3 separate regions of the Mus musculus genome follow, and all the other regions are linked to region 1. Evidence: chromatin loops called from intact Hi-C (ENCODE). Cell type or tissue: gastrocnemius. All regions are shown on one strand. Region 1 holds the start of Ticrr (TOPBP1-interacting checkpoint and replication regulator). Region 2 overlaps Kif7 (kinesin family member 7). Region 3 holds the start of Plin1 (perilipin 1).

Region 1 (8,000 bases):
GGCTAAAGTAGTAGGACTGAATTCCAAGCTATATACCACAACCTGAGCCCTGTCTTTAAAAACAAAACAAAACAGAAAACCATGATGTATTATTCTGAAAGTTTTCCTTCAGTCAGGCACAGCAGCCATCTTGGAAGTTTTGAGGTGCTGTAACAGTAAATTAATTAATCGATTAATCTGTTATCATCCATGTAGTTCACTGCTATGCGGAAGAACAGCAAACTGGCTCAAATGTCACAAGAAACAAATCTATTGAAACTGATTCAGCCAGAAGAGCAGCTTGGAAGGGTAGGGTGTGGGCTGTCTACTGATGAAAAACAAAACTTAAGAAAGGACTTTTCATTTACATGTGTTAGTTGCACACAAATCTCCCAAGCACTCCACTATACCCAATTTATATTGGAAATCTTTATGTGTGTGTGTATAAAATTTATTATATGTATATAGGTGTTTTTCCTGTATGTCTACGCACCACTTGCTTGTCTGATGCTCTTGGAGGTCAAAAGAGGAGGTGTCAAATCCCCTGGGAGAGGAATTACAAAGGTTGTAAGTCACCACTTTGGTGCTGGGAATTGAGTCCAGGTCTGGAAGAGCAATCAGTGCTCCTAACCTCATCCATCTCTCCAGCCCTAATACTTAATACTAAGTGCCTAATGTTTGTTTGTTTGTTTGTTTCAAGTCAGGGTCTCACTGTCCTGGAACTCAATATGTAGTCCAGGCTGGCCTTGAACTCAGAGATCCATTGGCCTCTGCCTAAGTCTGAGATTAAAGGCATCATTCAACCAGCTTTAACACTATATTTCTATTAGAGCCGGAGGGGTGGCTCTGCAGTTAAGAGTATTGTCTGCTCTTTCAGAGGAACTAGATTTAATTCTTGGCACCCACATGGCAGCTCAAAACAACAGATAACTCCAGTTCCTAGAAATCAATCTCTTATGGCCCTCATAGGCACCAGCCTTGCAGGTAACTCATAGAAGTACACACAGACAAAACACCCATACACGCAAAATAAAGTTAAAGTTGTAAATTAATTCTTGGAGCTGTTCTTACAATATATTTTGATCATATTTATCCCCCAACTGTTCCCCTGAATCTTAACATTCTGTATGACCATTGTTAATTTCTCATCTGTAATCTTGCTACTTAATCAACTCCTGGTGCAGAGCTATGTAGTTCTATTACCTGTAGCTCTTCACCTATTTAAACCACTTTCTAAATCTTCTCATTGATCTGTTTCAAGCCTGGCCTGGAGGACTGGCCAGTTCTTTCTCACTTTGTCCTCCCCATTGCTTTCCTGGGTTCAGAGCTCCTCGCCTTTCTACTGTAATACAAAGTTCACTCCCAGCTCATACCCTTTACACCCACACCTTTGCTAAGTCTGGATTAGTCTTCCCGGCCTTCACATTCTTCCTCATTCACTGTTCAAGTCTGTAAGAAAGGCCTTCTTCCCTAAGTCCACCTTTAAGTACAATAACCAGCTGCTCCCTCACTCAGTCTTTTTTCTTTGGAGCAAGTTTTGAAATCATCGTTGATTTGCACATCTGTTTAATATATCTTCCAAACTAGAAAATACACTTTATTTACCACCATATCTCCAGCACCTAAAGCAGGGTAGGATGTACTCAATGGAGTACCTCAGTAGTGCATATATCTTTACTAAATGATGTAACAGGAAAAAAAATCTTTATATACATATGAAAGCAGGAGACCAAGAGTTTATCATCCATTACACAGAGCTCCAGGCCACTACACTACACTAGTCTGTTTCAAAACAAGCACACACACACATTTATCATAGCACTTACTCAAGCAAGAAGCATCACTGCTTCAAAAAAATCCAAATTAGCTGTTTTAAGACTAAGTTTGTAAAAAGTGATTAATTTACACACACACACACACCCCGAAAATAGCCAGGCAGTGGTGGCCCACGCCTTTAATCCTAGCACTTTGGAGGCAGAGACAGGTAGATTTCTGAGTTCAAGGCCAACCTTGTCTACAAAGTGAGTTCCAGGACAGCCAGGGCTACACAGAGAAACCCTATCTCGAACCTCCCCCTCCCCCCAAAAGTGATTAATTTAATCAGCAAATATTTCCTCAACACAATGTTAAATTGTGGGGAAATACAAAACGGAGTTAAGACCTGTAACTGTGAGATTTTTGTTGTTTGCTTTTTTTTTTTTTTTTTTTTTTTTGAAACAAGATCTAGCAGCCCTGGCTAGCCCTGCACTGTGACAGTCCTGCCTCAGCTTTCCATGGACAGTCATTGAGGTGGTGTTTTTAGAATAAATGGAAGATGACAGGTGTGTCTGGTGTGTCCAACTGGAACACAATAGAGAAAGAGCACAGGCCACAACAACAAAGGGGTTTGCTTTTGTTTTGGAGATGGGGCCTCTCTGCATAGACCTGGATGGAGGCTAGAACTAGAGAGAGACCTGCCTCTCTGCCTCCTGAGGGCTGGGGCGTCATCAGGCCGGGCCAACAACAAAGGTTAAGAGAGGTTTCTACTGCCTCAGAGGGAGAGGATTAGAGGTCCAGGAAGACACAGCAGCACTAGACAAAACAAGCGGCCAAGTCCTGTAGCCTGGCTGAACCAGGCTTCCACCATGCTGGAATACAAGTGCTGTGTAGCAAAACTAAGGACGCAAAAGCACCCAGGTACCAAAGCGCAGAGGCTCTTCCACACTCGGATTTAATAGGTACCCAGAATCTACCCATTTTGTTGGAGGAACGCTGTCCTTTGCGACCCGCAAGGGTTTCCCTCGGAAGGCACACGGGGTTCATTCTGGGTCTGTGGCACTTTACGGAGCCTGACAAGTTCAGCTGTCGGGGAGTTGCGGACCGGATCCAGACTGCTTCTCACCTTACCTTAGATCGCTCGGTGGTGTCCACCCAGTACAAGGTGATATTTCGGGCGATCATAACCTCTTGGACTCTCTTGGGCAACACCTTCTCCATCACCTGCTTGGGGGTGAGCGGCACGCGTTGAGCCTGTGCCTCGCACCCGGACACGAACTGAAGCAGCTCCCTCTGCGAGTGAGGACAGGGCGCCAGGAGGAAGACGGCGTTCCCAAAGCCCCCGAGCGCGGCCTGGGCCTCCCTGGCCTCGCCGTCGGCGTCCAGCAGCCTCCTGCCGCTACTCCGCAGGATCGGCTTGGTGGGCGACGTGATCTCCGGCCGGTCCCACTGGTAGTCGAGCAGCGTCTCCATCAGGGCACCGTGCGTGTGGGTGGCTCTGGGCGTCGGGCCCGGCAGGTGAGCTCCGGGAGGGCGATCCCCCAGCCTGGCCTCCAGCTCCTCCTCGAAGTCCTCCCAGGAGCGGCTCCCCAGCTCGCGGAAGTCGGACACGCGGGAGGGCCGGCTCCGTGCCCCCTGAGAGTCGAAGAACTTGAAGGTCCAGTGGACCCTGGCAAGGCCGAAGCGGCAGCTCAGGTAAGTGAGGAGCCGGAGGGCGGCGCGTCGGGCCGGGCTATGAGGAGCAGAGACGCCCGCTGTGTCCACCAGCAGCATCACTTTGTGACAGCAGGCCATCTCGGCCGCCACGGGACTCCCTCTGCCCGGCCGCGCGTGGCCCTTCCTGAGGTAAAGCACTCTCTTCAGAGAACCAGCGCCATTGCCCGCTTCTCTGAGGCCCTGCTCCGAAGGCTCCCGCGCTCTCCGACAGCTGCAGCTATTGGAGGAGCTGGTACCCAAACTCGGCTCCTATTGGCTGCAGGCTGAACGTAAGTTACGTAAGCACTTCCCTCTTTAACCCTAACTGGAAGGCGTGTGGAAGACCTCCGCTTGATTGGTGGAGGGTGTGGCGGTGGGCGGGGCGCTGAGTTCCGGGAGAAATGTAGTTCTCATTGGCCTGAGCCTTCGTTTTAAAATTTAAAGAGGCGGTACTTCGGGGGCGTGGCGGTGGGCGCGGAAGCCTTCGTTTGGGCTACTGTGCGCAGATGTGAGTGTGAGTGTGAGTGTGAGTGTGTGAGTGTGAGTGTGTGAGTGTGAGTGTGAGTGAGTGTGTGTGTGTGTGTGTGTGTGTGTGTGTGTGTGTGTGTGTGTGTCTGTACACGCGCGCGCGTACGTGAGTGTGTGTGTCGCCTGCGGAAGGCGGGGCGTGTTTACTAGAACCCTGAAGCCTGGGATGTGCACAGTGAGGGGTTTAGGATGCTTGAGTCAAGTTCACTTTAGACTACTCTTAAGTCTTTTAGCCTATGACGGAGGGCTTAATTTTTTTTTTCTGTAAAAGACGAAAGGAACATTTCATAATCCTCAAACTCGAGGGACGGAGGTAGGAGGATCGCAGGTTCCAAGCCAGCAGGGGCTACTTAGCAAGGCTGGAGCATAGTGGAAGGACCTCGGATACTCTATTGTAAAGGTCTGGAAGGCAGGGAAGTGTTTTCGGGAAGAAAGAGAAGTGACAGAAGAGCAATACGGGTCCTAGGTAGGAAAATGTAATATAAAGATACCTAATCAGACGTCTGCAGAGCACCTGGGGAGGCTGTTTTACAAACTAAGGAGTGAACACACCAGAGAGTACGCAAGCCAGTCCAATGGGTGCAGAAAAAAACACTAGAACGTCCGATTTCCAGCACCCGCCTTCTTACAGCTCATCCATTCAGTAGATTAGTGTTTTCTGAAGTCTTGGTTTTGTTTTACTTGTTTTTGTTGTGTGTTTGTTTTTGTGACTTTCTTTTATATTCCAAATTGGCCTCAAACTGTACCTTGTACTTCTCTGATCATCCTGCCTCCACCTTCCTAGTTCTGGGACTGTAGACATGCCCCTGCACCAAACGCAGTTTATGGGGTATTGGGGATCAAACCCAAGACTTCCTGAATGCTGGACAGTCAAGCACTGAACCAACATCTCCAACACTCATTCGTGTCTTCCTCCTCCCCCCTCCCGCTTTCTTTTTAACTTTATTGTATATGGGGGCAGGGAGGTGTTGCTAGGGATGGAACTCCCAGCCTGGCATGTTGTTAGCAAGTATGCTCCCTCTTGGTCTCATCTCTGGCCAGTGGATTTTTTTTTGTGTGTGTGTGTGTGTATGGGCGTTTTGCACATGTGCATGCCTGTGCTCAGAGATCAGAATAGGGTGTTGGATCCCCTGGAACTGGAGTTGCAGCTGATTGTGAGTCAGCCTTGCATGATGGGAATCGAACCCAGATCTTCTGGAGGTGCAGCAAATGCTTTAATCCACTGAGCCATCTCTTCAGCCCCTCATATGTGTTTCCTATTGGTACCACAGTAAGAGGATTTGGGATTATCTGATTGAGTTTTAACTTAAATGACTTAAAAAAAAAAGGACATGTGGCCTTATGAAAGTAAGTAAGCCACATATTATTAATGTTCCTAATATAATTATAAATCAATATATAAAAATAATGGAGACGACACCATTTCTAGAATGATAGCTTGCCAGCCATATTTTGAAATAAAAAGAACAATCTAATCAAATCTTACACTTAAGTTGTCTAGATAAATCTTGGAATTAATGAGGATTATTAGATTTCTGTTGTCAGTATTCTATTTTTAATAAAAGGCCTTACTCTGTAGCCAAGATTGGCCTCAAATTCTCTTAGGTCATCCTGCCTGAACCTTCACAGTGTTGGGATTGCAGTGTGTATCAGCATGCCAGGCGAGGTTATTTGAAACAGATTATTTTTTCTTATCAGGATAAAGAACCATGGACCGTAACCTAAATGTTTATTGTATTTTGATAATATGAAAACGAGTCACATTGGCATGTTCTTATAATCACAGTGCTTATGAGTCAGTCCAAGACCAGAGGGTCCACAGTTCTTGAGCTACATGGCAAAACTGTGCCTTAATCAAAGATAACAATTAATTAAGCAGGCAAAACCTTCTTCCTACCTGCTTATGTCTATGTCTCTGTTGTTTCTATTTTTACTTAATTAAGTATGTAAGTAGTAATGGAAAAGAACTGGGCATGTTGTTCTACACCTTTAACCCAGCACTCCAGAGGGGCAGAGACAGGCAGAGAGCTCTGTAAGTTCAAAGCTAACTAGGTCTATACAGTGAGTTCCAGGCCATTCAGGGCTACATAGTGAAACACTCAAAAAGGTGGGTGGTGGGGCTGGAGAGAGGATTCAGTGGTAAGATCAGTACCCATGGTTGGCTCACAACCAACCATAACTCCAATCCCAGAAAGTCTGATGCCATTTTCTGACCTCAGTACAAGGCATGCATAGGGTACATATACATATATGTATGAAGAACACTTGTATGCATAAAAAAGGATACTTTTTAAAAGTTGCTATATGGGCTGGAGAGGTGGCTCAGCAGTTAAGAGCACTGACTGCTCTCCCAGAAGTCCTGAGTTCAGTTCCCAGCAACCACTTGGTGACTCACAACCATCTGTAATGGGATCTGATGCCCTCTTCTGGTGTGTCTGAAGAGAGCTACAATGTTCTCATATACATAATATAAATAAATAAATCTTTTTTTTAAAAAGTCACTATACATCATTTGCTGGTTAAATATCCATTTGTTGGGGATGCAGGTTCAACACCTTTCTGTATGTGTTTTGTAAAGATCCATTTTATCATGTTTAATCATGAGTAGGTGCGTATGCTTGCATGTGGGTGGGTATGAGCACATGAGTGTAGATGCCCATGGAGCCCAGAGGCTTCAGATCCCCTGGAGCTGGGACTACAGTCATGAGCTGTCTGATGTTGTTCTGGAAATTGAGCTCTGGTTCTCTGGAGAATAGCAAGTGTTCTTAGCCACTGACCCATCTCTCCAGCTGCTCTATATGTACTTTAAATTATTTAAAATATAAATCTGTGTTCCTAAGGGGAAATTTCAAGTAAAAGTGGAAATTACTGGACCACACTGTATGGCTTTGGACCTATGGTAGGGATAGTAACTCATGACTGGTGTTAGCCGTGGTGATCCAAGAATATATTGTGAACAGACACCATGACCAAGGCAAGTCTTATAAGGACAATATTTAATTGGGGCTGGTTTACAGGTTCAGAGGTTCAGTCCAGTAGCATCAAGGCAGGGGAGCATGGCAGCATTCAGGCAGGCATGGTGCAGGAGGAGCTGAGAGTTCTACATCTTCATCTGAAGGCGGCTAGTGGAAGACTATCAGGCAGCTAGGGTGAGGGTCTTATAGCTCACACCCACAGTGACATACCTATTCTAACAGGCCACACCTCCTAATGGTGCCACTCTCTGGGCCAGGCATATACAAACCATCACATTCCACTCCCTGGGCACCATAGGCCTGTTCAAACATGAGTCTATTGGGGTCATACCTAAATATAGCATAATGATAAATATGTTTAGTCTAACTTCTAAAGTTCCCATAGTCTATAGCAGTCTCAATAGTATTAAAAGTCCAAAGTTCAAGGTCTCTTCTGAGATTCTTTCAATCACTTAACTGTAATCCCCAAAGCAAGACAGGAAACCAGGTGGGCAAACTCCAAACTCTGCATCTCCATGGCTGATGTCAAAGCAGTCTTCAGATCTCTAACTCCTTTTTCATCTTTGTTGACTGTAACAAACTTCTTTCTCCTGAGCCACTCCCTGTTAGCAGCTTTTCTCAGCAGATAGCTCACCGATCTGGCATTTTGAACATCTTGGGGTCTCCAAGGCCAAGATGTTATAGCTAATTGTTTCAATGTCTGGGCTCCTCCAAAGGGGTCTCCTCCAGCTCTGCCCTCTGTAGCACTTTAAGCTCAGGTTGATTCACTTCATTGCTGTTGCCTTTCTTGGTGATCATCCCATGGTACCACCGGTACCTTCAATATGCTGGGGTTTTCTGATGCAAGCAGGCTTCACCAATAGCTTCTCATAAGCTCTCTCTCTCTCTCTCTCTCTCTCTCTCTCTCTCTCTCTCTCTCTCGGTTTTTCGAGACAGGGTTTCTCTGTATAGTCCTGGCTGTCCTGGAACTCACTTTGTAGACCAGGCTGGCCTTGAACTCAGAAATCCGCCTGCCTCTGCCTCCTGAGTGCTGGGATTAAAGGCGTGCACCACCACACCTGGCTTTAT
Region 2 (8,000 bases), 51 kb before region 1:
GGTCAGTGTCTGATGTGGGCAGCACAAAGGGCTGTCTGTAGTGGTGATGGGACAGAGCAGAGCAGCTTCCCTGGCCCTGTGGGGAAGGTGAGCCCAGCCCAAGCGTGGGTGGATGAAGATGGTAACACAGAGGTTGATGGCCTGAGAGGAAAGGCATGGTATTCAGGAGATGGGGAAGGTAGGGAGTGTGTTCTAAGCTTCCTTTATTGTTAGTGGGGTGTAAAAATGAGACTGTCACAACTGTGTTTTTGAAAGATGCTCTAGACTGCGCGGTTGGAGAGGTCGGGGAGACTGAAACTCGGAAAGGGAGCAGGCAGAAGTTATCCCTTCAGGGTGTCAGCAGCATGACTGGTTTTGGCAACAGGATGAGGAGTGTAGCTGATAATCTTGAGAGATACTTAGGAGATAGAACTGGCAGAGTTGGGGGTGGGTGGGTATGGGGGACTTTTGGTATAGCATTGGAAATGTAAATGAGCTAAATACCTAATAAAAAATGGAAAAAAAAAAGAACTGGCAGAGTTTAGTGATAGGAATTTGGTCTTGAAGGATCTTTTGGCTTCTTTGAAGAAGATGGGCAGGTGTCAAGCAGTTTCAGGGAGGAGCAATGGTAGAGACTTAGAAGGGGGAGTGGGACAGCTGGAACACAAAAACCGGAGATATCAAGTGCTGGGGCTTTTTTTATTTTTTATTTTTTGGCCAGGGGAGGATGTCAAGAAAAGTTACTGTGGCTTTATGGTTTTGTGGTTTGTGTCAGTTGGGTGCCCCTTTGGGCAGATGCTCTGAACTTTGACTACCCCTCCGTCAGTCTCCCCAAAGCTATGTGGTCTGGCCCCTGTAGTACAGGCCAGTGGCAAGGGCCTTTTCTTTTCTCTGCAGATTCCGTAGCTGCTGTCCTTCAAGATGGGGCTGGAGGCCCAGAGGCTGCCTGGGGCTGAGGAGGCCCCCGTGAGGGTGGCCCTTCGAGTTCGCCCATTGCTGCCCAAGGAGCTGCTGCATGGTCATCAGAGTTGCCTGCGTGTGGAGCCTGAGCGGGGTCGAATCACCCTGGGGCGGGACCGACACTTTGGGTTCCATGTGGTCCTGGGAGAGGACACTGGGCAAGAGGCTGTGTACCAGGCTTGCGTGCAGCCCCTCCTCGAGGCTTTCTTTGAGGGCTTCAATGCCACCGTCTTTGCCTATGGTCAGACAGGCTCTGGGAAGACATATACCATGGGGGAGGCCAGTGTGGGTGAGTGATGCTTACTATGTTTCTGAATTTTCTGTACCCCCACCCCCACCCCCACCCCAAGGCAAGGATGCTGAGGAGGGAGTGGGCATCTCCTGGGCAGAGGTCAGCACTCCATGTCAGGTGGCTGGGAAAGGCAGGAAGTGGGGTTTGTGGGTGAATGGCTTTCTCAAGAATGGGTTTTTGGCATCATAACAGGAAAACCAAGTGTGTCTTAGGATGTCACCAAGGGCTCGGAATCATGTTCCCATCGGAACAGTTGAGATTGGAGCCTCTGCATCTGGGGAAGACTCTTTTGGCCACTCCATGGCAGGAACTGTCCCCCTTTAAGGAACATGAGCCATTTTATTTTCTCCTAGCTCCTGTTTTTACTGCAGTGGGGTTGCTAAAACAATGCTATGCTGGTGCATTGTAAACAGAAATTGACTCTGGGGGCTCCAAAGACAAGGTCAAGTTGTCAACAAAATTAAAGGGCAGTAGTTTCCATATCACCTTACAAGGGAGCCTGTTCGTCTTTTGTGGCAGGGGCTTGTCTGAGGCTGGCCTGATACTGTGTAGTCCAGGTAGACTGCAAACTTTTTTCTTTTTTGTTTTTTTTTGTTTTTGTTTGTTTGTTTGTTTTTCGAGACAGGGTTTCTCTGTGTAGCCCTGGCTGTCCTGGAACTCACTTTGTAGACCAGACCAGCCTCGGACTCAAAAATCTGCCTGCCTCTGCCTCCCGAGTGCTGGGATTAAAGGTGTGCGCCACCACCGCCCGGCTGGACCTCAAACTTTCAATTGTTTCAGTTTTCCCAAGTGCTAGGATTATAGACATGTACTACCATACGTGGCTCAAGCCTTTTATTTAGCAGTAAGTGGCTCTAACCACTCGGCAACCTCCTCTCCAGCCCCACAGAGGGGTTTTGTTTTGTTTTGTCTCTCTTACATTCAATTCATTCATGAGGGCTCCAACTCCACCCTACTTCCTAATATTATCACAGGAGGGGTGAGGATTTTAATGCATGAGTTTTGGGGAGACATACACAGACCATAGCAATGGCAGAGGCATAGTTGTAGAAAGTTAAGAAAATGCAGGAGAGTACATGCAGAGAATAGCAGGCCCGATGATTGCCTTCCTGAGCATCCCAGTCCCTCTGTGGAGATGATTATACTTTATACCTCAAGCATGGCTTTTTTTTTTTTTTCCCTTCATCTTTTGAGACAGAATTTCCCTGTGTAGCCCTGGATGACCTGGCACACGCTCTGTAGGCCAGGCTGGTCTGCCTCTGCCTTCTGTCCTCTGGGATCAAAGGCATGCACCACCATGCCTGATAAAACATGCGTTGTTTGATATCCACTCTTTTCCATCCTGTTTTGTTTTCTCAATAATATGCCCTGGGGCCAGGATTGTGCGTAGCTCACTGGTAGAGTTGCCATCTCACTTAAGGCCATGAGTTTGATTCTCAACATCCACCCCCCGCCATACACACACACAGACACAAATGAACAATATTTAATTTTAAATGTTCATGGTTTATGCACCACAACACCTGTCGGCATCTGAAATTTTCTTGCTATAAAATATTACTTTAGTTTTTGATTTAATATGTGGAGCCGTCTACTTTGAATTGGGGATAGCGATAAAGACCGTATATGTGATGATATGTACGATAAGGAACATTTATCATTAACTATTCTTCAGTCATGTGTGTGTGTGTGTGTGTTGCTGTATATTGAACTTGGGTGCTCATATGTTAGGCAAGTGCTCTGCCGTGAAGCTACACCCCTAGTCTTCCAGTCTTTTTTATTTGATAACTTCCTGGCATTCTGTTGCAAGTATATTTAAGCAAACTTTACTATGGGATATTAGGATGAACACTCTACTTTTGAAGCAAATTAAGAGGCCCATCAGTTAGCTGTGCATGGGCCGTGGTAGTGACTTACTTGTCCCAAGGAGTAATCAAGTCCAGGGTATCTGATAATCTGTTGGGAATGGGATAAGGAGGGCGCATCAGGAAAGCGGTTGATTAAACCATGAGAGGTTGCTTGAAGTCTCCAATTCTGCTTCCCTATCCTGGAGCACGGCCTAGCAGAGGCTGTCTCTCCTTGGCCTCTGTCATTGTCTTCTCCACGCTACAGCCTCATTCTCAAGCTGCTGCTGCTGCTGTGGTGGTGGTGGTGGATACTTGGGCCAGGTTGGGGTGGGGCATGGCGGCAGGAGACACTGTGGTATCTCCCCAGCCTCCCTGCATGAAGATGAACAAGGTATCATCCCAAGGGCCATGGCTGAGGCCTTCAAGCTCATTGATGAGAATGACCTGCTGGACTGCCTGGTGCATGTATCCTACCTGGAACTCTACAAGGAAGAGTTCCGAGATCTGCTAGAAGTTGGCACTGCCAGCCGGGACATCCAGCTTCGGGAAGATGATCGGGGAAATGTTGGTGAGAAGACTTGGGAATCCTCTAATGACTGGGAGGGAGGCCTTTGGCAAGCAAAGCCTGCCTGTCTGCTCTGAGGGTGGGCTGGCTTAACCTGTCTGGGAGAGACACTTCCTCAAGGGAAATCCAGGCCCTGGATGGTGGGTTTGTTTGCTGTCTGCAGTGAGTTCAGTATGGGCTTCTGTTTCCAGAGTGGGAAACACTAAGGTAAGTGCGGAAAAGCAGGGACTCCGGCCACTCTGGGTGAGGAAGAGCAGGTAGGAGTCCTGGATGTTTTTGCTTGTCTTCTGGGGAGATGCTTACAGTGTTGTTTCCACAGTGCTCTGTGGGGTGAAAGAAGTGGATGTAGAAGGCCTGGACGAGGTGCTGAGCCTCCTAGAGATGGGCAATGCTGCGCGCCACACAGGCGCCACACACTTCAACCGCCTCTCCAGCCGCTCACACACAGTCTTCACTGTGACCCTGGAGCAGCGGGGACGGACTCCTAGCCGCTTGCCTCGACCCGCCGCTGGCCACCTGCTGGTCTCCAAATTCCACTTCGTGGACCTGGCAGGCTCCGAGAGGGTTCTGAAGACCGGCAGCACCGGAGAACGGCTCAAAGAGAGCATCCAGATTAACAGCACCCTGCTGGCGCTGGGAAATGTCATTAGCGCCCTGGGGGACCCCCAGCGCCGAGGCAGCCACATCCCTTACCGTGATTCCAAGATCACCCGGTGAGATGGCCCATCTCTCTGGGTTCGGGTGGGATCATGGAGCCCCCCAGGAAAGGTGGCTTTAAACCTAGGCCGATGGTGCCAGGTCAGTGCTCACAAGAGCCAAGGCACTGACGCTTATCATCCTCGTGCTCACAGGATCCTCAAAGACTCTCTGGGAGGGAATGCCAAGACAGTGATGATCGCCTGCGTCAGCCCCTCCTCCTCCGACTTCGATGAGACCCTCAACACCCTAAACTACGCCAGCCGTGCTCAGAACATCCGCAATCGCGCCACAGTCAACTGGCGTCCAGAGGCCGAGCGCGTCCCTGAGGAACAGGCGGCGGGTGCGCGCGGGCCGCCGCGACACCGCTCGGAAACGCGCATCATCCATCGCGGCCGGCGCGTGCCCTGCCCTGCAGTGGGCTCCGCGGCAGTCGCTGCGGGCCTGGGGGCCGAGTGCGCGCGCTGCCGGGCCCGCACCAGCGCCGCCTACAGCCTCCTGCGAGAGCTTCAGGCCGAGCCCGGGCTGCCTGGCGCTGCCGCCCGCAAAGTGCGGGACTGGCTGTGCGCGGTGGAGGGCGAGCGCAGCACCTTGAGCTCTGCCTCCGGACCCGACAGCGGCATCGAAAGCGCTCCAGCCGAGGACCAGGCGGCACAGGGGACCAGCGGGAGAAAGGTGGCCCTGGGGTGGGCTCGGGGTAGGGATCAAGGGAAAGGGTTTTATTTTAAGCCAAGCAGCCATGCTTGGGCTTCATTGTCACTTCAGTGACAAAAGTCATTTCCTTAACTTTGGGAAGGACTTAGCCTCTGGGTCTGTTAAATAAGGGTTTTGTAAGATCAGAAGCACTAATAGATGTCAAGCGCACTGGCAAAGACCAAGGTTCTTGATAATATTAACATTAATAAAAACATGTAGGGCATGGTAGGGCACACCTTTAATCCAAGCTCTAGGGAGGTAGAGTTAGGTGGATCTCTGAGTTTAAGGCTAGTGTGGTCTACGGAGCGAGTTCCAGGACAGCCAGGACTACACAGAAACCCTGCCTTGGAAAACCTAAATAAGCAAGGAAACACAAACAAACAAAACCCCGTGATCTGTGGGAATAGTGGCCACATTCATAATTCTAACTCGGTGAAGGCAGAAACATGAGGATCATGAGTTCTAGGCTAGCCTAGGCTATATAGCAATACCCTAACTCAAAACAGAGAAACTATTAGTGATAAGCATTATTAAAACATTATTAGTAATGTGAGAGATGACTCATATGGCTTCCAGAAGGAACCTAAGGCTGGACAGGGCCAGGAGCACCAAGGTTGCAAAGCAGATCTTGGAGAAAAGTGGAGAGTAGGACTGGGTGAGCCGGCATCAAGACTGAGAAAGTTAGGGTGTCATAGCACCTTGCCAGGCACCACCCCTAAAGCCTTTCTCCTTGCCCTGTAGGGAGATGAGGGGACCCAGCAGCTGTTGACCCTGCAGAGCCAGGTGGCCCGGCTAGAGGAGGAGAATCGAGATTTCCTGGCGGCTTTGGAGGACGCCATGGAGCAGTACAAACTGCAGGTAGGATGCCCCTTCTGCAGGCCAGGAAGGCTTTCTAGAGGAGGAAGGCTTTCTCAGGATGGAAGGAAGAGTTTGGATGGAGACCTGGGCTAAGGGCCGCTGGTGGAGGACGGTGTGGAGATGTGTGGTGCCTCACTGTGACGAGGGACAAAACAGTGGAGGAAGTGCTCTGACAGCCATGCCTGGCACCTTTGGCTGGAGCTGGCATCTGGGGGCAGCAGGATGCCACGTGGGAGCCTGCTGACAAGATGGGCATTCTGCCTGGCTGGTGTCAGGTAAGGGCTGGCATGCAGGCGTGTGGGAATGTGATGAACATTGGGCAGGATAGGATAAGAGCTTGGGTGAGAACCAGTGCGGTGTGTGTTCAGACAGAAAGGGCTCAGTGGTGCTCAAACTTTTCCATTTCACCCCTGAAGGTGGAAGGTCCTCAGCTTCCTTCTTCAGTTTCTTGTACTCACGCTGCTCAGCGGACACCCCCACCCTTGGCATCCACGACCCCATCAACTCCTGGACTGTGTCTTGCAGAGTGACCGCCTGCGGGAGCAGCAGGAAGAGATGGTAGAACTGCGGCTACGCCTAGAGCTGGCACAGCCTGGCTGGGGTGCACCGGGGCTCCTGCAGGGCTTGCCACCGGGATCCTTTGTGCCCCGGCCTCACACAGCCCCCCTGGGGGGTGCCCACACTCACATGCTGGGCATGATGCCCTCGACATGTCTTCCTGGAGAAGAAGTTAGCTCTGAGCAGGTGAGGAGGTTGGTGAGGCTTGGTACATCAGGGCAACACTGGGGCACGTGTCCTGTTTGTGTCTCCGTGGCACCAGCTGTGAGATAGAAGATTCCTATTTCAGGTGTCCCTAGAGAAAGGGACCGGGTATGAGAGACTGTGGGGCCTCTCAGAAGTGACCAGGGCCAGTGAGCATCTTGAGGCAGGTGGAAATTGCCTGGAGTGAGGATATCAACGATGACGAGGTGGCACCTTTACACACCCAAGGATGGACTCCTAACACACGGTCTGGGGTGGCTCTCTACTGACTCACTCTTCCAGGACCTCTGCTTGGTCTCTCCAAGGTTCACTTCCTTTGCCTGTAGGTTCTTCAGCTTGGAGTCTTTTTGGCAAAGTTGAGTCCTGTGCCGCTTCAGAACTCTAGGACATCTCAGCTGGGCAGTTGCCGAGGGCTTGGGTTAGGTGGGAGTGTGTCAAGTACCCATTATTTTGGCAGGGTGTCAATGATGAGAAAGGGCTTGGGTATAAACGAGCTGCCCTACTAGAAAGGGCAGGTTGTCACCTGAGGAGAACCAGATGTCAGGAGATCACACCCTTCCCTGATGGTTCAGGGCAAGAGCATTTTCCAATGTGTCCTGTGACAGCTTGAGGGTGAAGATGTGGTGGAGGAAGTTGAGGAGAGGACGGTGTGCAGGACAGGGCACACTTCAGGCTCAGAGGATGCCCTGCGTGCATTCTCATCGTGAGCCTTAATGCCCTCTTTAGCAGGTGGTGAGTGGCAAGGAAGTCAAAGCAGAGGTGTTGGCCCAGGCGGACAAATTGAGGAGTGCCTCTTCCACTACATCAGAGGAGGAAGGGGAGGAGGAGGAGGAAGAGGAGGAAGAAGAAGAGGAGCCACCCAGGCGGACCTTATACTTGCGCAGGTGAGGGAGAACCAATGTGTTGGCCTCACAGGGTCAGCTCTGGGTTGCTCTCGGCTGGAGGAGTCTCCTGGTCATCCTCTCAGCAGTCATATGGAGGCCTCTCAGCTCAAGATGCTCTTGCCTGTCTCTCTCACCATCCCTGGGAGGTCTGTGAGCTCCGTCCAGATGGGAAGGTTTCAGTGGGGTGGGTGTGATAGGAAGTACCCAGACTTCCTGATGCTCAAATTTCCAAGACGACCCATGGTACCTGCAGCTTCTTGTCATCTTCTAAGCTCTGCCCCAACTCTGTCTTGGGTAACATTGATCCTGGGGATTGGAGGGTCCCATGGCCTCTCTTCTTCTCTCCAGGCCTAAGAGGAGGCTAGGCTAGGTGAGGGGCTGGGAAGTGGTACTGACTCCTGCTTCTCCCTTCTAGAAATGGGATCAGCAACTGGAGTCAGAGGGCAGGGTTGAGTCCAGGG
Region 3 (8,000 bases), 71 kb before region 1:
TTCGTGTGCACTTGGACACACCCGCACTTATACACATGCTCAAATGTCACAGCATGCATATGGAGGTCAAAGGACATCTTGCCAGTGTCAATTCTCTCCTTCAATTCTTTGGGACCCAGGGATTGAACTTTGCAGCCAGGCTTGGTGGCAATCACCTTGACCTGCTGAGCCATTTTGGTGACCCTACTCAGTGCCTCTCCATCCTGTTACCCATACTAACAACTTAGTAGACTCAACAACATCAACTCTGGTGAATAGGGACTAACCGTGCTGCCGTCCTCTCGTTCACTGTGATTACGAGGCCCTTTCTAGTTGGTCTAAAGACACAGCTTGGCACCACAGTGCTCCATCAACATTAATCAGAAACTAAAGTTTGAGTTTGGGCTTGAGTTCCTGTTGAGGAAGGAATAGCAACGGATAATTCTTGGCTGTCTGGGTGCTGTTGGTTGGCAAAACCAACCAACCAGCCAACCAGCCAACCAGCAACCAACCAACCAACCAACAACCAACCAACCAAACCAGCTGTCAACACCTTTACTTGTCCAGACATAAGTGAACAAAACCAAATAGTTCTCCTCCTTCTTGTTCTGGTGGCATCTCAGGCTAAGTAAAGTTCCCTCCCTCCCTCCCTCCCTCCCTCCCTCCCTCCCTCCCTCCCTCCCTCTCTCCCTCCCTCCCTCCCTCCCTCCCTCCCTCCCTCCCTCTCTCCCTCCCTCCCTCCCTCCCTCCCTCTCTCTCTCTCCCTCCCTCCCTCTTTCCTTTCCTCAGTACTGAAGATCAAACCAGGGCTTTCCACATGCCAGGTCAGAAAGCACTCTGGCATGGAGCTCCACCCCCAGCCCCTAGCTTTATGAGACACGAGCTTGCTATTTAGCTCAGGCTACCCTCAAACTGTCAATTCCATCTCAGCCTCCTGAGTTCTGGGATTACTGGCACGTGCCACAACAGCCAGCTTCAAAATGTTTTCTTTAACCCTGGGGGTTTACAGAGGATGAGACATCTCCTGCGGAGCCTGGTTACTAAGAGCTCAACTCTTACTGCTCTATCTAGTCTTTTTTTTTTTTTTTTTTTTTTTTTTTTTTTTGCAGGTAATTGATCTTGATAGCTATAGACTAACACATGAAGGTGAACCCTATCCCTGTGTGGGTTTGAATCATGCTGCTCAATAGTCATCCTTGCTAGCAAACAAGAAAGGATGGAATAATGTTTGAATATTGTTCCATAGAAACTTCTCAGGAAAGGGACCAGAGATTATAGGATGACATGTAACTTTGAGTTTAGAAGTTTAATGGCACACATTGCAGTGGCTTCTTTATGGAAAGCAATTTCTGTCCATTGAAAGCCAGAAATATTCTGGAACTTCTCTGGGCTCTGACAAATGAGTCCTTCAGCTCTGAGAACCACCTCTTTATTGCCTAAACATCCCCCATAGAAGTTAGGGTGAGCCCAGGGGACACCCTGGGTCAGACAGCTAAGGCAATGGGCCGGCCCAGCTTTCTCTTCCTCTTTGCCCTCCTCTAGCTGGGAGGTCTGAGAGGCATTGCCCAAGATTCCCTGGAGTGGCTGCAAGTGTTTCTGAGGAGGAGACCTTCCACAGCTGGGCTGTCTGAGACTGAGGTGGCGGTCTGCTGCAGTGAGTGTGGGGTCCTTGGGCGTCTGCCTTACCTAGCTGCTTTCTCGGTGTTACAGGCAAGGAGCTGGGAGAAAGAGCACCTGGGGGAAATGACCAAGGGGTGCAGAGATCTGCAGGGGGACCCCTGAGGAGAAGAATGAGAGACCAGGGGCACAGAGGGACCGGTGGCTTACCCATAAGACAGCTCTCTGAGAGAAGGCTTAACCTTGCTGGCAAGGTGAAGAAAAGACTAAGCTCTACCTAACACTCATTCTTTAGTCTCTTTCAGTCACAGATTTTTTCCTAAACCATTTCTCTCATCTCATTATCTTTATCTAATTGCCTACATTAATTTTTCTTGAGCAATTTAAAAAAACCATCAATTTTGAACAGATTATGCGGAGCTCATTTTGAGCAGACCAGGAAACTTCTTGTGTTGGGACCCCAAGGAACAATCTCTCCTATGTAACATTCGCCCTCCAACCTAGGCCAGCTGTGCTCCCAGATGGCTAGATGGTGGCCTTGAGAGGGAGGGAGGGAGGGAGGGAGGGAGCCTGTGAAAGACAAGCCTGCGGGCTTCTGATAGATCTGGGATTCTGCTTTGCAGCGTGGAGAGTAAGGATGTCAATGAACAAGGGCCCAACCCTGCTGGATGGAGACCTCCCTGTAAGTGACATGGGCTCGTGTGAGGTGGGAAATGGGCCACCAAGGGGGTGGGGGGGTGAGCAGAGAGGAAGAGTCAGGAGACTTCAAGCAAGATGTCTACCTTAGGTTCTGAACTCACTGTCTCTGTCCTTGCCACCTTTCACAGGGGTTTTGGGGGAAGGGGCGAGATAGCTATAGAGGTCTAAGAACCGTGGAGAGAAGGATAGGAATGCCGGCTGGGGCCTCGGGAGAGACAGAGGGAAAGAAGCCACCTGGTCCTAAACCCAGAAGCACAAGCTCACCACCCAGAAGGATGCGCGCGTCCTACAGAGCCCACGCATTCTGTGGCTTTGGCTTCAGCCCCTGATCCTCTTCTGCCGCACACAGCCTGTGCTGCCATGTGCGGGAATGAATTAGGAGTTTAGTCTGTTCGGGGTTTAGCTCTGGCCCAGTTCTCGCCACGATTTTGAGTAATTCTGATACTTTTACGTGTCCTTGACATCTTTTGCCAGGGCCTCTCTGATTTGGACCCAGTTCAGAGAGTGAACTTCAGGCGTATGACCCTGGAGGAGAGGACACTCATTCCAAAGTAGGCTTTAACTAAGCTCTGCACTAAGGGCGACTGTCTTCCTTTGTACTAAGTCATGAGAAAGGGGTCAATGGAGCACAAAAAACGCTAAACCTTCTAACCAACCATTAGTGGCTTCTTCCATTTCCAGACGGTTAAAGAGGGTGTTTCCTCTTGTAGTCAGAATGCCTTTCTCCCTCTGATATCTGACTCACTTGCAGGATGGAAAGCTAAAATCCGTGTGGCCTGCTCTGTCCTGGAGCCCAGGCAGGTCTATTTGATGGCTCTGTTAACTCAGCCTCCCGCAAGCAGAGCCCGACTCAGGGAGCAGCCCCAGCAAGTTACAGTGCCGATTAAGAGAGCTCTAGGCATCTACCCTGGATCCTTACAGCTTCCCACCCCATGACGAGCATCACTCTCTCACTCACAGACTGGGCCTTTTCTACTTTCTGAAATCTAATTGTGCAAGTGCTGTACAAAGCAAAATGTTTTGATAAGAGTATGGAGGCATCTGAGTAAGAAGAGATGGCCCCACTACACCCCACAGGCCGAGGCTCACCGGACCACCAACTTAAACACGGAGTGTCATATTTTAAGAAAGGCCATGCCTAGCCGGGCGTGGTGGTGCACGCCTTTAATCCCAGCACTTGGGAGGCAGAGGCAGGTGGATTTCTGAGTTCGAGGCCAGCCTGGCCTACAAAGTGAGTTCCAGGACAGCCAGGGCTACACAGAGAAACCCTGTCTCGAAAAAAAACAAAAAACAAAAAACAAAACAAAACAAAAAGGCCATGCCAAATTTTAGAGTGTCTAGAGGAAAGGACCACAGTTCTATCATGTGACCCATTTATAAACCAGGTGGTGGTGGTGCAACGCCTTTAATTCCGGCACCTGGGAGGCAGAGGCAGACAGATCTCTGTGAGTTTGAGGCCAGCCTGATCTATACAGTTAATTCCAGGGCAGCCAGAGCTTCATAGTGAGACCCTGTATCAAAAAAAGAAAAGGAGAGAGAAGGAGGGGGGGAAGGGGAGAGAGGGAGAGAGGGAGTAGGGAAGGGAGAGGGGGAGGGAGAGGGAGAAGGAGGGAGCTTAATTTACACATTTTACAAGGTGCAGCCCCATGTGTGACTCAATTCTCCAGGGTGCGACAGGTACTAGGGACTAGAGGCCACTCTACTGGGAGAAAGGAGACGTGTACACATAATCCGAGCAGGGTGGCAGAGGTAGACAGCCCAAGGACAGACAGAGCCATGATGGAAGAGAGTCAAAAGCTGGTCCTAGTGACACATGACATATGCTTGTAATCCCAGCACTGGGGGATGGAGTCAGTAGGGCTAGGAGTTCAAGGTCATCCTCAACTATATAGGGAGTTCCAGGCTCTCCAGGGCTGCATGAGATGTATGTCCCCTGTCTCACAGAGGAGGTGACAGTGAGAGAATAATAGCTCGTGAGAAGGTTGAGTGGGGGTGGAAGCATCTGATTCTTTCTTTGCTGACAGGAGCAGGAGAACGTGCTCCAGAGAGTTCTGCAGCTGCCTGTGGTGAGCGGGACCTGTGAGTGCTTCCAGAAGACCTACAACAGCACCAAAGAAGCCCACCCCCTGGTGGCCTCTGTGTGCAATGCCTATGAGAAGGGTGTACAGGGTGCCAGCAACCTGGCTGCCTGGAGCATGGAGCCGGTGGTCCGTCGGCTGTCCACCCAGTGTGAGTCCTCATAGACTCTGTGGCATCCTGCCTGTTCACTGATACTCCCCGCATGTCTGCATCTCTGCTTGTCGGTCTGTCTGATCGTCTCACAGCTTGTTTGTACACCTCCCTGACTGCTTCCCTTGCTTACCTATATCCGACCTCCTGGTCTTCTCCTCTACAGACATATATCTACACTTGCCCAGCCTGGGGTATCTTAGGCTAACAATGACAGCCAAAGAATGTTGGGAGAGGTCCGGGTGTGGTGGGGACAACTCTGTGAGCAGCGGTGAGAGTAGGACCAGTGGCAGGACATTTAGCCACTCCAACTCCAAATGTAACAGAAGCTGCAGTATCACAAACCAGCAGAAACACGCTCGAAAACTGGCCTAGCAGTGCTGAAGGCTTAAGGAGAGAGAAGGCTCATTCGCCCAGCTGCTGCTGATACTGGCTCCCGACAGGTGGGGGCAGCAGAGAGCTGCTGGTGGCAGAAACAAGGGTCCTTTCAGGCTCGCCCCGCCTCTATTATTCTGCCTCCTCCTGAAAGTCCCGTCTCTTGGCAGGGCTGAGGATACTCTCAGCATCACTGAGAAATCTTCTACCATCTTCTACCATCCTGATAGAGGCTTGTGGGTATGTGAGAATTCTACCCAAGTAACCAGGCAAGGAAGACTTAAAGGCTCCACTTAAAATCCGTGGTCACATACAAAGCCCTGGTTGAACTCTGTGAACGGTGGGGGGGAGAGGGGGGGACCAGAACAAAATGAGGAGAACATGAGAAACGAACATGGGGGTTAACAAGAGTGGGAGGGGGATTGAGAAGACGCAGGGATAAGAGTGAGAAAATGCACCATATGCGTGAATAAAGTTGTCCAAGAAAAATACACTCAATTACTGATAATAGGATAATAAAAATGTCTCAGGCTCTAGGCTAGCCCTCCTGGAAGTCCTCATTCTGTTCAATCAAAAGATATCCAAGTCCTCTGAGCTCTTTGTTACGTGAAAGAAATATGAAAGAGTATCTATAAATACCTTTTGAATCTGTGCCTTCCATGATCTTGACCATGTAGCTTGCACCCTCAGTAGACCACGGGCAGTCTCCTCTGACACGTCTGCATCTTCTGTGGCTTGTCCCACTCCCTAGGGGCAACATCCTCTTTCTCCTCCCTGTGGCTCCCTTCAGCTTTCAGCCATCTTGACAGTTGGGGGTGAAAGCTGGTTCTAGGGTCCATCTGGATTGGCTCTGTCTGTGGCTGTGGATTCGTCATCTCCAGGACTAAGCAAGCCTGCTCTCACTGGGCCAGTGCAAAGGCCCAGGTGCCACCTCCCTCACTTCCACCTGGGTTCCAAAACCTTGAACAGGGAGAAGGGGAGGGAAGCGAAAAGCGCTTGGTGATTCACAGAGCTGCTGCCATCACTACAAGCTTGCCCATCCAGACGTGGAACCACAGAGGCTGATGGTTTTGACTCCTGACAGGAGGGGGCAGCAGAGAGCTACTGCCCAGGACCCTAGAGATAAAGAACAGGGGTTATGTGAGTCTTACCAGACAGACAGAGACTTGCTAAAGCCACACGCTGTATAGGTGGAGGTGCAAGGCCTTGAGTACAGGTCCCACCGACTCCAAAATGACCCTGCTCTCAAGGAATCATAAGTACGAGATCACTATATAAGTACATGATCACTCTCTGGTCCCCAAATGCCCTGGAAGCAACAGTCTGTAATCTTGGGCCCCAATGTGCTTTCTTTGAGACGGAGGCCACTCTTAGTGCCTCACAAGCATTCAGGGATTACCCCAACATGGCCCTTCCCTTTCAGTCACAGCTGCCAATGAGTTGGCCTGCAGAGGCCTGGACCACCTGGAGGAAAAGATCCCGGCTCTTCAATACCCTCCAGAAAAGGTGAGTCCTCCCTCTTCCGTGGTGCCCCCTATACTCTATTGGGACCTCCTCCTTTCATGAACGAGGACAGCTGACGGAACTTTCTGGCTGTGGAACTTTCTGTGTTCATGGGGATGAGTACCTCTTAGGCAAGTAGAGACCCCTCTCCTTCCTGTGGGATCAGATAGAGTCGGGGTGTCTGGGATAACAGTTATATGCCTCGGACAAGCTCAGATAGACACTTTTACGGTCCTCAAAGGGAAGGGGGGGCGGCTAACCCCAACATGGCCCTCCCATAATTGCTCAGCTTTCTGATACCATGGCCCTGGAATCCGGGACTCTGTGGGCTTGCACAGGGCTACTTGTTGACAACAGCTACCTAAGATCTTGGGTCCCACTCAGTGAGACCTCAGGATTACACACATGGCCTTGAGATCCAACCTTTTATGGACCATGAGGCTAAAGAAGTCACTTTCCCCCTGGCTACATCTTTATCTACTTTTATCCAGTGCTGGCTTCAGTCAGGCCTGTGACCTCATGTGTTTTACTGGGAAGCCACCAATCTTTCTTACAAATCTCCCCTGTGCCCTGCCCTTGCCAACAGCCACAGCAAGGGCCTTCCTGGAGCCCTCGTGGGTCATCCTTGGTAACTGGCTTTGCTACCCACACTGTGCAGATGAGTACACAGCCTGAGGTGAGGACCACTAGGGGGCAGGCCTGCTCTCTAGTGCTCCTGACAGTCAACTTGTCTGCCACAGAGGTGCTCCCAGGGTCTCGGGAGGAAGAAAGCTAACTACTCCACTGTAAAACTTGGAACAGTGTGTGAGGGAAAGACAGAGGAGTGAGAGTAGGGCTTTTGAAGAGGGCATGCCTTGTGTGAAGGTATCAGGACAGGCAAAGCTTTGGGGCTATCCTCTAAGGCCAGATCTTCAGGTGGTGTGGAGAAGCCAGGAGACCCAGGTAGTTGGCACAGCAAAGGTGGGTTCTTCACACATACACACACACACACACACACACACACACACACACACACACACACACACACACACACACATCATTGCTGGTCCCTGGGTCCTTTTTTAAAATTATTATGTATTTATTTTGGCTTTTTTGAGACAGGGTCTCATTATGTAGCCCTGGCTGGTCTGGAGCACACTACGTAGCCAAAGGTAGCACTGACTCTCGGTGACCCTTCTGTGCCAGCCTCCAGCCCTTGTATTATAGGTGGATGCTGCCCTGCACGGCCCTGGGCCTTTAAATGGGGCCCTCCAGGTAGCTGCTGGGCTCAGGGCCTAGGAGGGATTCCACATAGCTCACCGCCTCCCAACACTCCTCAGATCGCCTCTGAACTGAAGGGCACCATCTCTACCCGCCTTCGAAGCGCCAGGAACAGCATCAGTGTGCCCATTGCAAGCACCTCTGACAAGGTTCTGGGGGCCACTCTGGCCGGCTGCGAGCTTGCCTTGGGGATGGCCAAAGAGACAGCAGAATATGCCGCCAACACCCGGGTTGGCCGACTGGCCTCTGGAGGGGCTGATCTGGCTCTGGGAAGCATCGAGAAGGTGGTAGAGTTCCTCCTGCCACCAGACAAGGAGTCAGGTATCTGCCATCCAGAC

The links. Hi-C counts contacts between places; a loop is a spot of excess contacts. Peaks named below come from ENCODE experiments on the same cell type or tissue, not always from the same donor. Only the 100,000 strongest peaks of a DNase experiment are listed, where the experiment ranks them.
Region 2: it touches region 1 in a loop (2.2-fold over the local background); 12 of 42 quality-filtered maps call a loop at or near these places.
Region 3: a loop joins it to region 1, with 2.0 times the contacts of the local background. A loop is called at or near these places in 12 of 42 quality-filtered maps.

The regions. Positions count from the first base shown.
Region 1 is chr7:79,655,868-79,663,867 of GRCm38, reverse strand. Ticrr (TOPBP1-interacting checkpoint and replication regulator) reads right to left here and starts at 3,672. Exons shown (of 22, transcript NM_029835.1): 1 at 2,866-3,672. The coding sequence starts at 3,528. In gastrocnemius, no CTCF peak of the experiment used is centred here; a DNase peak (open chromatin) is centred at 3,759; H3K4me3 peaks cover 2,050 bases.
Region 2 is chr7:79,707,059-79,715,058 of GRCm38, reverse strand. Kif7 (kinesin family member 7) reads left to right here. Exons shown (of 19, transcript NM_001291222.2): 2 at 877-1,228; 3 at 3,446-3,646; 4 at 3,963-4,356; 5 at 4,495-5,014; 6 at 5,777-5,893; 7 at 6,419-6,637; 8 at 7,382-7,539; 9 at 7,955-8,000. The coding sequence starts at 901. Among named protein-coding and RNA genes, the nearest start is that of Kif7, 4.6 kb to the left of the region's middle. In gastrocnemius, a CTCF peak has its summit at 4,821; DNase peaks (open chromatin) are centred at 4,214, 4,766 and 6,151; H3K4me3 peaks cover 945 bases.
Region 3 is chr7:79,726,375-79,734,374 of GRCm38, reverse strand. It overlaps Plin1 (perilipin 1), which reads left to right and starts at 1,599. Exons shown (of 9, transcript NM_001113471.1): 1 at 1,599-1,633; 2 at 2,220-2,278; 3 at 4,320-4,524; 4 at 6,323-6,405; 5 at 7,722-7,983. The coding sequence starts at 2,234. In gastrocnemius, CTCF peaks have their summits at 4,415 (motif pointing left), 4,965, 5,986 (motif pointing right) and 7,079 (motif pointing right); DNase peaks (open chromatin) are centred at 4,967, 5,971 and 7,094.